2 separate regions of the Homo sapiens genome follow, and region 1 is linked to region 2. Evidence: read pairs that join two places in POLR2A ChIA-PET (ENCODE). Cell type or tissue: Caco-2. All regions are shown on one strand. Links, peaks and the distances in the headings refer to the core of each region. The heading gives the core; the rest is flanking DNA.

Region 1 (5,365 bases), core at 141-5,140, 74 kb before region 2:
AGATGCTGAGAGGGAAATGGAGTTTTTTTGTTATTTATTTATTTATTTATTTATTTATTTATTTATTTTTTAGGCAGAGTCTCCTTCTGTCGCCCAGGCTGGAGTGCAATGGTGCAATCTTGGTTCACCACAACCTCTGCCTCCTGGGTTCAAGCGATCCTCGTGCCTCAGCCTCCTGAGTAGCTGGGACTACAGTAAGCACCCGCCACCACGCAGGGCTAATTTTTGTATTTTTGGTAGAGATGGGGTTTCATCATGTTGGCCACACTGGTCTTGAACTCCTGACCTCAAGTGATTTGCCTGCCTCGGCCTCCTAAAGTACTGAGATTACAGGCGTGAGCCACCATGCCGGCCTGTTTTTTTTGGGTGTTGAGGACAGGGTCTCACTCTGTTGCCCAGTCTGGAGTGCTGTGGTGCGATCATAGCTCACTGCAGCATTAAACTCCTCCCACTTCAGCCCCCCAAGTACCTAATTTTTTTTTTTTTCTTTAAGACAGAGTCTCTCTCTGTTGCCCAGGCTGGAGTGCAATGGCGTGATCTCGGCTCACGGCAACCTCTGCCTCCCGGGTTCAAGCGATTCTCCTGCCTTAGCCCCCTGAGTAGTTGGGATTACAGGTGCCTGCCACCACACCCGGCTAATTTTTTTTTTTTTTTTTTTTTTTTTTTGTATTTTTAGTAGAGACAGGGTTTTCTCCATGTTGGCCAGGCTGGTCTCGAACTCCTGACCTCAGGTGATCCACCCACCTCGGCCTCCCAAAGTGCTTGGATTATAGGCATGAGCCACCGTGCCCAGCCAAGTACCTTTTTTGTTTGTTTGTTTGTTTGTAGACATAGGTTTCCTCTATGTTGCTCAGGCTGGTTTCTAACTCCTGGCCTCAAGCAATCCCCCCACTTCAACCTCCCAATGTGCCGGGAGTATGGGCATGAGACCCTGCACCTGCCTGGGAAACAGAGTGTTCTATTATCAAGGGAAAGTCAGGGTGTTGGAAGTTTCTAGAACCCAGATGAGGAGCTAGGGAGCTCTCTGAGGGCAGGGAGGAAGTCATTTCAGTATCTTCCTGCCCAGTTCCTGGCATGTGGTGGGTGAACCATTTGCCCACTGAATAGCGTGTGGGTTTAGCATCCTCCCTAGGCCATAGAGAGAGATTCGTGTTGTTCATTCATCTGTTTATGCAACCACCTGTCCCCGAAGTGTTCTTAGAGAAAGCCCTGCCCTCGGGGCTGGGGATACAGAGTTTACAAGATGCCGACATCAGAGTGAGAAAGAGAGGCACGAAGTCATGCAAAACAAAGACATTTCTGGGCTGGGCGCAGCGGCTCATGCCTGTAATCCCAGCATTTTGGGAGTCCGAGGTGGGTGGATCACCTGAGGTCGGGAGTTTGAGACCAGCCTGGCGAACATGGTGAAACCCCCTCTCTACTAAAAATACAAAAAAAATTAGCCAGTCACGGTGGTGCGCGCCTGTAATCCCAGCTACTGGGGAGGCTGAGCTACGAGGATCACTTGAACCCGGGAGGTGGAGGTTGCAGTGAGCTGAGATTGTGTCACTGCACTCCAGCTTGGTGACAGATGGAGACTCTGTCTCAAAACAAACAAACAAATAAAACCTACAAAGACATTTATAATAGCAGTTAAGTGCGGCGAAGAACAGAAAACAGAATGACATTTGGGAGGAACGAGAGTGTGCTCTTTTGGGCTGGGTGGGCTGGGTGGGCTGGATGGTGGCCTCCCTGACGTGGATACACTGGGGCCCTGAGTGGAGGATGAGGAGCTGGTGCTGGGAAGGTTGGAGGGAATTTCTTCAGGTGATTTTCACACTTCCGCGTGGCTTTTGTGCAAGCAGCTGTCTGAACACGTGAACAGTGACGATACTGTGGACTGAACAAGGAGGGATCTTTTTGATTCTGTTTGGAAACAGTTGAGCAGGAAAAGAGAGGCCGGGTGCAGTGGCTCACGCCTGTAATCCCAGGACTTTGGGAGGCCAAGGAGGGCAGATCGCTTGAGCCCAGGAGTTCGAGACCAGCCTGGGCAACATAACAAGACCTCTGTGTCTACAAAAAAAATTTAAAAATGAGCCAGGCGTGGTGGTGCATGCCTGTAGTCCCAGCTATTTAGGAGGCTGAGGTGGGAGAATCACTTGAGCCCAGGAAGTCAATGCTACAGTGAGATATAATTACACCACTGCACTCCAGCCTGGGTGACAGAGCAAGACACTGTCTCTAAACAAACAAACAAAACATAAAAAAACAGGAAGGAAAAGAGAAGAGAAACTGTCTGTCAGGCTACAGACCTTGAGGCTTCTCTGAGGCTTGTTGGATTCCACTTAAAATACCTTTCGATTCCAGACCAGCCTGACCAACATGGAGAAATCCTAACTCTACTAAAAATACAAAATTAGCCAGGCATGGTGGCGCATGCCTGAAATCCCAGCTACTTGGGAGACTGAGGCAGGAGAATGGCTTGAACCCGGGAGGCGGAGGTTGTAGTGAGCCAAGACTGCACCCTTGCACTCCAGCCTGGGCAACAAGAGCGAAACTCCGTCTCAAAAAAAAAAAAAAAACCTTTTGAAGAAGCACTTTGATGGAATCAAAGGTCATGGGCGCCAGGGCAGCTGTTCCCACATGCAGGTGGGGGCCCTGCCCTTTGTTCACACCTACATTCAAGGAATTCTGTTGGGCTCATAATTCGTTGTGATGGGGTTAAAGGACAAATCTCAGGCCCCCGCCTCAGGACTGGGAGTTCTCCGAGGGCAAAGGTCGGGCTCATTCATTTCTATGCCTGCCCCAGCCTCAGGCCAGTGCCCGGAAGAAAGCAGGTCCCCAGCTCCACCAGTGGCTTCTAGGTCTCAGAACAGAGGCTACAGACCGTGGCATGGGCCCCTTTGGGTCCACCAAAGTGTTCGGTTTGGACTTTACAGCATTTTGCATTTTCCTTTTTGGGTTCACGGCCAACATTCGACAACAGGGAGCTTCCACATCAAAACTCCCAGCTTCTCTTGAAAACCGACTGACTTGGCAACGCAGGGCCTGCACGTCCCCATGGCAACAGCTGCGTGAACGCTTCCTGAGCTTTTATTGAGCCCAGCACTGTTCTCAACACTCTGCATGGATGAACTCATCTTCCGGAACGTTCCAGGCATTAGCATCCCGATGTTTTGCAGAGCGATCGGGGAGCTGCAATAGGGTCACACAATGTAGGTGGGGAAGGCAGGGCAGAAGCCCAGGCAACCCCACTCCTTGGGCCCATATTTTTTAACTTTTTATTTTAGTATAGAGATGGGGGCCAGACGTGGTGGCTCACGCCTGTAATCCCAGCACTTTGGGAGGCCCAGGTGGGTGGATCACCTGAGGTCAGGAGTTTGAGACCAGCCTGGTGTGATGGCCAACATGGTGAAACCTCGTCTCTACTAAAATACAAAAATTAGCCGGGCGTGATGGTGAGCGCCTGTAATCCCAGCTACTCCTGAGGCTAAGGCAGGAGAATCACTTGAACCCGGGAGGCAGAGGTTGTAGTGAGCTGAGATCACACCACTGCACTCCAGCCTGGGCGACAGAGCGAGACTCCCTCTCAAAAAAATCAAAATAAAAATTAGCTGGGCTTGGTGGCGCAAGCCTGTAATCCCAGCTACTCAGGAGGCTGAAGCAGGAGAATCTCTTGAACCTGGGAGGCGGAGGTTGCAGTGAGCAGAGATCGCATCACTGCACTCCAGCCTGGGTGACAGAGCAAGACTCTGTCTCAAAAAATAAATAAATAAATAAATAAATAAATAAATAAATAGGGTCTTGCTGTGTTGCCCAGGCTGGTCCTGAACTCCTGGCCTCAAGCTCCCACCTCAGCCTCCCAAAGTTCTGGGATTACAGGCGTGAGCCACCACGCCCAGCCTCCAAGGCCCCAATTTTAATTCCTTTACTGTGCAACTGACTTTGTCACGGTCACTCCTAGAGGCATTTGAGTCTGCAGTGTCCCTGCCTTAGAGTCTGTCCAGAGGTTCCTAGTAGCACAGCATCCCTGGAGCCTGAAACACAGACCATGCCTAGCCCCATCTGGGACCCCAGCTGGCTCATGCGTCTTTGTTTGGTGCATTTTGGTGAAGCAGGTCTGGCTTGATGATGGATCCCCAGGATGGAGATCTCTATGCACAAGAACACAATGTGCAGGAAGGGTGTGGTGATTCCCCTTATGATTCCCACTGTCCTGTATACTCCAGACACCATGGGGGGCCGTCCTGGGTGAACCCACTGAAATCCATGGGAAGCCAAGGTTGGACACAGCCTCAGCATTCCAGGGAGACTCTCGCCCCTATTTTACAGATGGGGAAACCAAGGCCCAAGGAGGAAGGGTTGCCTCCTCTTAATTTTTAGGGCTGGGTGAGGTGGCTCATGCCTGTAATCCCAGCATTTTGGGAGGCAGACGCGGGTGGATTGCTTGAGCCCAGAAGTTCCAGACCAGCCTGGGCAACACGACAAAACCCCATCTGTACAAAAAAAAAAAAAAAAATACAAAAAAATTAGCTAGGTGCAGTGGCAAGCACCTGTGGTCCCAGCTACTAGGGAGGCTGAGGTGGGAGAACTGCTTGAGAACCAGGAGCGTTCAGTGAGCTGAGAATGCACCACAGCACTCCAGCCAGAGCGACAGGAGTGAAACCCTGTTTCAAAATAAATAAATAAATAAAATAAGTGGTTTTTTTTTTTTTTTTTTCTGAGAGAAGTCTCGCTCTTGCCCCCAGGTCTGAGTGCAATGGCTTGATCTCGGCTCACTGCAACCTCCACCTCCCGGGTTCAAACAATTCTTCTGCCTCTGCCTCCCAAGTAGCTGGGATTAATGCACCTGCGACCATGCCTGGCTAATTTTTGTATTTTTTGTAGAGATGGGGCTTCACCATGTTGGGCAGGCTGTTCTCGAACTCCTGACCTCAGGTGATCCGCCCGTCTCGGCCTCCCAAAGTGCTGGGATTACAAGTGTGAGCCACCGTGCCCAGCCATAAAGTATGTATTTTTTAAAACCTTTTTATTAATTATAGACTCACAAGGAAATGCTGAGATAGTAGAGAGGTCTCATATGCCCTCCGCCCAGCTCCCCCACAATGAGGATGTCTTTTTTTTTTTTTTTTGAGACAGAGTCTCGCTCTGTCACCCAGGCTGGAGTGCAGTGGTGTGATCTTGGCTCACTGCAAGCTCCGCCTCCTGGGTTCACGCCATTCTGCTGCCTCAGCCTCCCCAGCAGCTGGGACTACAGACACCCGCCACCACACCTGGCTAATTTTTTTGTATTTTTAGTACAGACGGGGTTTCACCGTGTTAGCCAGGATTGTCTCGATCTCCTGACCTCGTGATCTGCCCGCCTCGGCCTCCCAAAGTGCTGGGA
Region 2 (5,365 bases), core at 118-5,117:
TGGATCACACCTGTAATTTCAGCACTCTGGGAAGAGGAGATGGATGGATCACCTGAGGTCTGGAGTTTGAGACCAGCCTGGCTAACATGGTGAAACCCCATCTGTACTAAAAATACAAAAAATTAGCCATTGTGGTGGTGCATGCCTGTAATCCCAGCTATTCAGGAGGCTGAGGCAGGAGAATTGCTTGAACCCAGGAGGTGGAGGTTGCAGTGAGCCGAGATTGTGCCACTGCACTCCAGCCTGGGCAAGAGAGCAAGACTCTGTCTCAAGAGAAAAAAAAAAAAAAAAGAAGAAGAAGAAGACTGCTTGCGGGGGAGTCCCAGTTTTTGGGAGAGATCAGTGCATTAATTTTAGGCAAACAATGAGAGGGTCCAGGCCAGGGTGGAGACAGAGGAAGTGGGTGGTCTGTGTGCAGATTCAGGATGCAGAGATGACAAAAACGTCAGATGCTCAAGTGATACTAGAACCCCCCAATGATTTTACAGATTGGTTGTGAAAAACAGGGGAGGGGGCTTCAGAGATCAAGGCCCCGGCTTCAACATTCACCCACTGTGGGACTTCTCCAAAGCCTTGGTTTCCTCATATGGAAAATGGGACTATCACAGTATCCATCTCAAAATGTTATGAGCATTAAATGAGATAATAGCAGTGGTAGGAGCTAGCATTTATTGAGTGCTTGCTGTATGTCAGGTACGATTCAAAGTGCTGGGAAAATGCTGATTCACTGATTCTAATATCCTTTTGGGTGGCACTATTGGGGTCCCATTTTACAGAGGGGCAAACAGAGGCACAAAGTAAGCACTCCATTAATGCTACCTATCATTATTATTTTTTAATTAAAAAAATATATAGAGACGGTGGCCGGGCATGGTGGCTCACACTTGTAATCCCAGAACTTTAGGAGCCTGATGCGGGCAGATCACCTGAGGTCAGGAGTTCGAGACCAGCCTGGCCAACATGGAGAAACCCCGTTTTTACTAAAACTACAAAAATTAGCTGGGCATGGTGGTGCGCACCTGCAGTCCCAGCTACTTGGGAGTCTGAGGCAGGAGAATCGCTTGAACCCGGGAGGCACTCCAGCCTGGGGAACAGAGTGAAACTCTGTCTCAAAAACAAACAAACAAACAAACAAACAAACAACAACAACAACAAACGGGAGGGGTCTCACTGTGTTGCCCAGGCTGGTCTTGAACTTCTGGGCTCAAGCAATTCTCCCATCTCGGCATCCCAAAGTGTTGGGATTACAGGCGTGAGCCACTGCGTCCGGCCATCTACTGTACCTATCGTTACATTGCGATTCATTCAGGAACCCACGAGACCTCTCCCGCAGCGTCCCCGCTGCTCACCGGGCTGCAGACGAGTGCGTCGCGGTACCCCCCGAAGAGCAGGGCCTGGGCTTTGAGGAAGAGACGGGACACCCCTTCCCCGGGGGCCAGGGCGACCTTCCTGAGCCGGAGCCTCAGCAGGGACACCTGAAGCACAAGGGAGTGGCCCTGAGTGGGCAGGTGTGGGCCCCTCGCCTCCCGGGGCAGGAAGGTGGGAGGGGCGACACTGACCACGTCTGGAGGCAGCGCCTGCACGTCGTTAAAGGTCGTCTCCAAGGTATTGGCGTCCACGTTCAGCACCACGACGTCCTCCAGGGCTTTTTCTCGTACTCTCTGCGGAAAAGCGGGGTCGGCCGCTCAGAGCCCGGGAGTCCTTGGCAGAGGAGGGCATCTGGGGATGTAGAGGAAGGGGGAACCCTCACGTCCCCGTCGTCTGGGTAGATCCACGCTCACCTCGGCGAGACTGGCGTGCACTCCAATGAGGTAGGGCATGGGCGCGCTGCGGACCGAGGGGACGGGGTCATGCAGGCACCGCCCCCAGGGCCTGCCCACAGGCCCTGCCCCTCCCAGCTGCCCTCGCTCACCAGCAGTAGTCCAGCAGGTGTGGGGGCAGCGTGGGGATCAGCACGTGCTCCCAGCGCATGGGGTACAGGAGCGCGCAGGACGCGTGGACGCACGAGGTCAGCTGGGGAGCGATGGCGGGGCGTGGAGTCAGGGCCTGGACCCTCTAGCGCGAGGTCTCTTCCAGCTGCATTTCCCACGTCCCCAGTCTCCTGTTCCCCCTCCCCATCCACTGCTGGATAATGAGTGACAACTCGAACCCCTTTAGAAATCATGTGGAGACCAGGAATTTGGCCACTTACAGTGCTTTAAGCGGGTGAAGCCAGGACTCATACCGTCCTGATCCCTCTCTGTAAGGGGCGCAGTTAATAGGCAACACCCCTGAGTCTTCCCCATGCAGGTAGAGCAAGGACTGAGCCTCCACTGACTCCACCCCGAAAGAGGTGGAGCTATGACGTAGACCGCCCTTGTCCCGCCCCTAGGGGTGGATCCAAGACGTAACCCCACCCAAAGAGGTGGAGCCGGAAGGCAATCATTTGGCCCCGCCCCTAGGGGTGGAGCCAGTCTCCACGTCTGCCTTTGACCCTGGGTTTCAGGGTCCCTGGGAGTATGGGTCTCTAGTTTTTTGCGCCCCTTGTTATCTGAGTCCCTGTGTTCCTAGGTCCCTGGGTATTCGGGTCCCTGGGTCCTCAGATCTCTGAGTCCCTGAGTCCCTGGGTCCCTGGGTCCCTGGATTCCCACGTGTATAAGTCCCTAGTTCTCAGTGTCCCTGAGGGTCCGGAGGGGTGGAGCCAGACGTGTTGCGGCCCATAGTGGGTGGAGCCTGAGCACAGTACTCCCAAAAAGGAGGAGCTGCAGCGCAGCCCCCTCCCACGAGGGCGGGGCCAGAGTTCAACTCTCCAAGACCTTCGAAGGGGCGGGGCCAGGACTTCGCCCTCGGGTCTCGCGCAGTAGGGTTAGAGCCAGGAATCAGCCCCCTTGTCCCGCCCCCCGGGGCGGAGCCAGGCCCTGCTCCCACCCCGGCCCGGCGGACCCCGCCTCACGGTGCTGAGTTTGCTGGCGGTGAGCAGGACTCTTCTCTCGGCCAGGAGCGCCGCGAACAGCCCCACGATGTTCTCGTCAGTCACGGCCACCACCAGCTCCGTTAGGTTCCTCTGAGGATCAGAGAGTCGCTCTGGGCGTGGACGGGCCCCTGGATCTTGCATCCCCGGTCCGGGTTTCGGGACCTGTTCTCACCCCCAGAGACCCCTCCCCACTCACGTTCTCAGGGATGGATGGCAGGCGGCCGGAGTCCGGGGCCACGAAGCAGGAAAGCTGGTGGGGGTATTGGCAGGGGGATCAATCAGTCAGGAGGCTGGCCTCACCTGGACCCCCGACCTTCCAGGGTCCCCGAGCCCCGCTCACCGGCTTGCTATTCCCCCGGGTAGGGGGGGGGATACCCTGCCCGCTGGAGACCGTCACTCCGCTGCCCTGGGGAAGAGGCACGACTCTGTGGTCATGATGGCTGGGACGCAGCCTTCCCATCCACCTAAGGTCCAGCGCCCAGGGAATGGGAGCTACTCACCAGCTCAAGCCCCACTGAGGCCTGGGGCCCAGACAGGGACTGCTGAAACAGATTTTGAAGAAGTTCCTCTGCCTCGGTGACCTGGGTGGGACGTGGAGGGGCGGGGGTGGCTGAGCCAGATGTGGGGATTGGGGATTCCGAGGGCTATGACTAAGGTTGAGTGGTCTGGGAGGAGCCAAGGGCTCAGGTCAGTCCTGGGAGTTTTTTTTTTTCTTTCTTTAAAAGAAATTAATAATAATAATAATAATAATAATAGAGACAAAGTCTCCCTATGTTGCCCAGGCTGGTCTTGAACTCCTGGGCTCAAGGGATCCTGCTGCTTCGGCCTCCCAAAGGGCTACAATTACAGGCGTGAGCCACCGCGCCCGGCTTTTTAAATTTTTTAATTTAAATTTTTCCTTGTAGGCCGGGCGCGGTGGCTCGCGCCTGTAATCCCAACCCTTTGGGAGGCTGAGGCATGCGGATCACCTGAGGCCAGGAGTCCGTGTCCAGCCTGGCCAACATAGTGAAAACACGTCTCTGTTAAAAGTACAAAAAAAAAAAAAAAAATTAGCCGGGCTGGTGGGCCGCGCCTATAGTCCCAGCTACTTGGGAGACTGAGGCGGAAGAATCGCCTGAACCCGGAATGCGGAGGTTGCAGTGAGGCGGAATCGCACCACCGCACTCCAGCCTGGGCGACAGAGGAAGACTCCATCTAAAAGAAATTTTTTTTCTTGAGACAGGGTCTTGCTCTGTCCCCCAGGCTGGAGTGCAGTGCTGCGATCATAGCTCACTATAGCTTCGAACTCCTGGGCTCAGTTGATCCTCCCACCTTGCTCTCCTGAGTAGCTGGGACCACAGGTGTGCACCACCACGCCTGGCTAATTTTTTATTTTTATTTTTTGAGACGGAGTTTCGCTCCTGTTGCCCAAGCTGGAGTGCAATGGCGCGATCTCGGCTCACTGCCACTTCCGCCTCCCGGGTTCAAGCGATTCTCCTGCCGCAGCCTCTGAGCAGCTGGGATTACAGGCGTGTGCCACGACGGCCGGCTAATTTTTTTTTTTTTTTTTTGTATTTTTAGTAGAGACGGGGCTTCACCATGTCGGTCAGGCCGGTCTCGAACTCCTGACCTCAGGTGATCCGCTCGCCTTGTCCTCCCAAAGTGCTGGGATTACAGGCGTGAGCCACAGCACTTGGCCAATTATTTTTTATATTTTGTAGAGACGGGGGTCTCACTATGTTGCCCAGCTGGTCTCGAACTCCAGGGCTCAAGGGATCCTCCCACCTCGGCCTCCCAAAATGCAGGGACTACAGGTGTGACACAGTGTGCCCTGCCAAGCCTGGGAGATCTGAGAGGGAGGGGTTGGGAGGTTGAGGGGGGTGGGGGCTGGGACTCCCACAGGAGTGAGAGAGGGGCTGGTCTCACTTGGTCCTGGGCTAGGAGGTCTCCCACTGTGTTCAATAGCTTGTAAAACACCTCGAACCAAGGCAGGTGGCTGTGGAGAGAGGAGACAGGTTCCACGAAGTGTCCCTAGGCCTCGGCCTTTCCCATCCCCCCCTCCAACCCCCATATCCCGCACCTGAGGATGCAGAGACAGCTCTGGGTACCCGCCCGCAGGCGGCAGAAACCAAATCTGCGGTTGCCGGCAAGGTCTGTGAGGGCGAAGGTGAAATGCTGCACGGCGGGGCTGGGGGGCTCCCTGGAGTGGGAAGGGCTGTTAGAGAGACCTGGACATCCCAGCTGTCTGAGGATGTCCCCGCTCCCCAACAAAGCTCCTAGGACCCTGAGTGTATGGGTCTCTAGTTGTCAGGATCCCTGAATGTCTGGATCCCTGGGTCTCAGAATCCCTGGGTCCCTGAATCTCTGGGTCCCTGGATCTCTGGGTCCCTGAGTCCCTGGGTCCCTGGATCTCTGGGTTTCTGGATCTCTGGG

What was found. Peaks named below come from ENCODE experiments on the same cell type or tissue, not always from the same donor. Only the 100,000 strongest peaks of a DNase experiment are listed, where the experiment ranks them.
Region 1: POLR2A ChIA-PET joins it to region 2 with 6 read pairs; 8 of 35 experiments call an interaction of 5 or more read pairs at or near these places.

Annotation. Positions count from the first base shown.
Region 1 is chr19:6,400,361-6,405,725 of GRCh38, forward strand. It overlaps the pseudogene LOC390877. Among named protein-coding and RNA genes, the nearest start is that of GTF2F1, 9.9 kb to the left of the region's middle. In Caco-2, for the core only: no CTCF peak of the experiment used is centred there; DNase peaks (open chromatin) are centred at 2,691 and 3,061; H3K4me3 peaks cover 960 bases.
Region 2 is chr19:6,473,925-6,479,289 of GRCh38, forward strand. DENND1C (DENN domain containing 1C) reads right to left here. Exons shown (of 23, transcript NM_024898.4): 5 at 5,013-5,132; 6 at 4,859-4,928; 7 at 3,454-3,534; 8 at 3,294-3,359; 9 at 3,150-3,203; 10 at 2,933-3,043; 11 at 1,913-2,013; 12 at 1,782-1,827; 13 at 1,560-1,661; 14 at 1,350-1,475. Among named protein-coding and RNA genes, the nearest start is that of DENND1C, 5.2 kb to the right of the region's middle. RefSeq lists an enhancer at 1,671-2,410. In Caco-2, for the core only: no CTCF peak of the experiment used is centred there; DNase peaks (open chromatin) are centred at 1,557, 1,887, 2,377 and 2,767; H3K4me3 peaks cover 2,396 bases.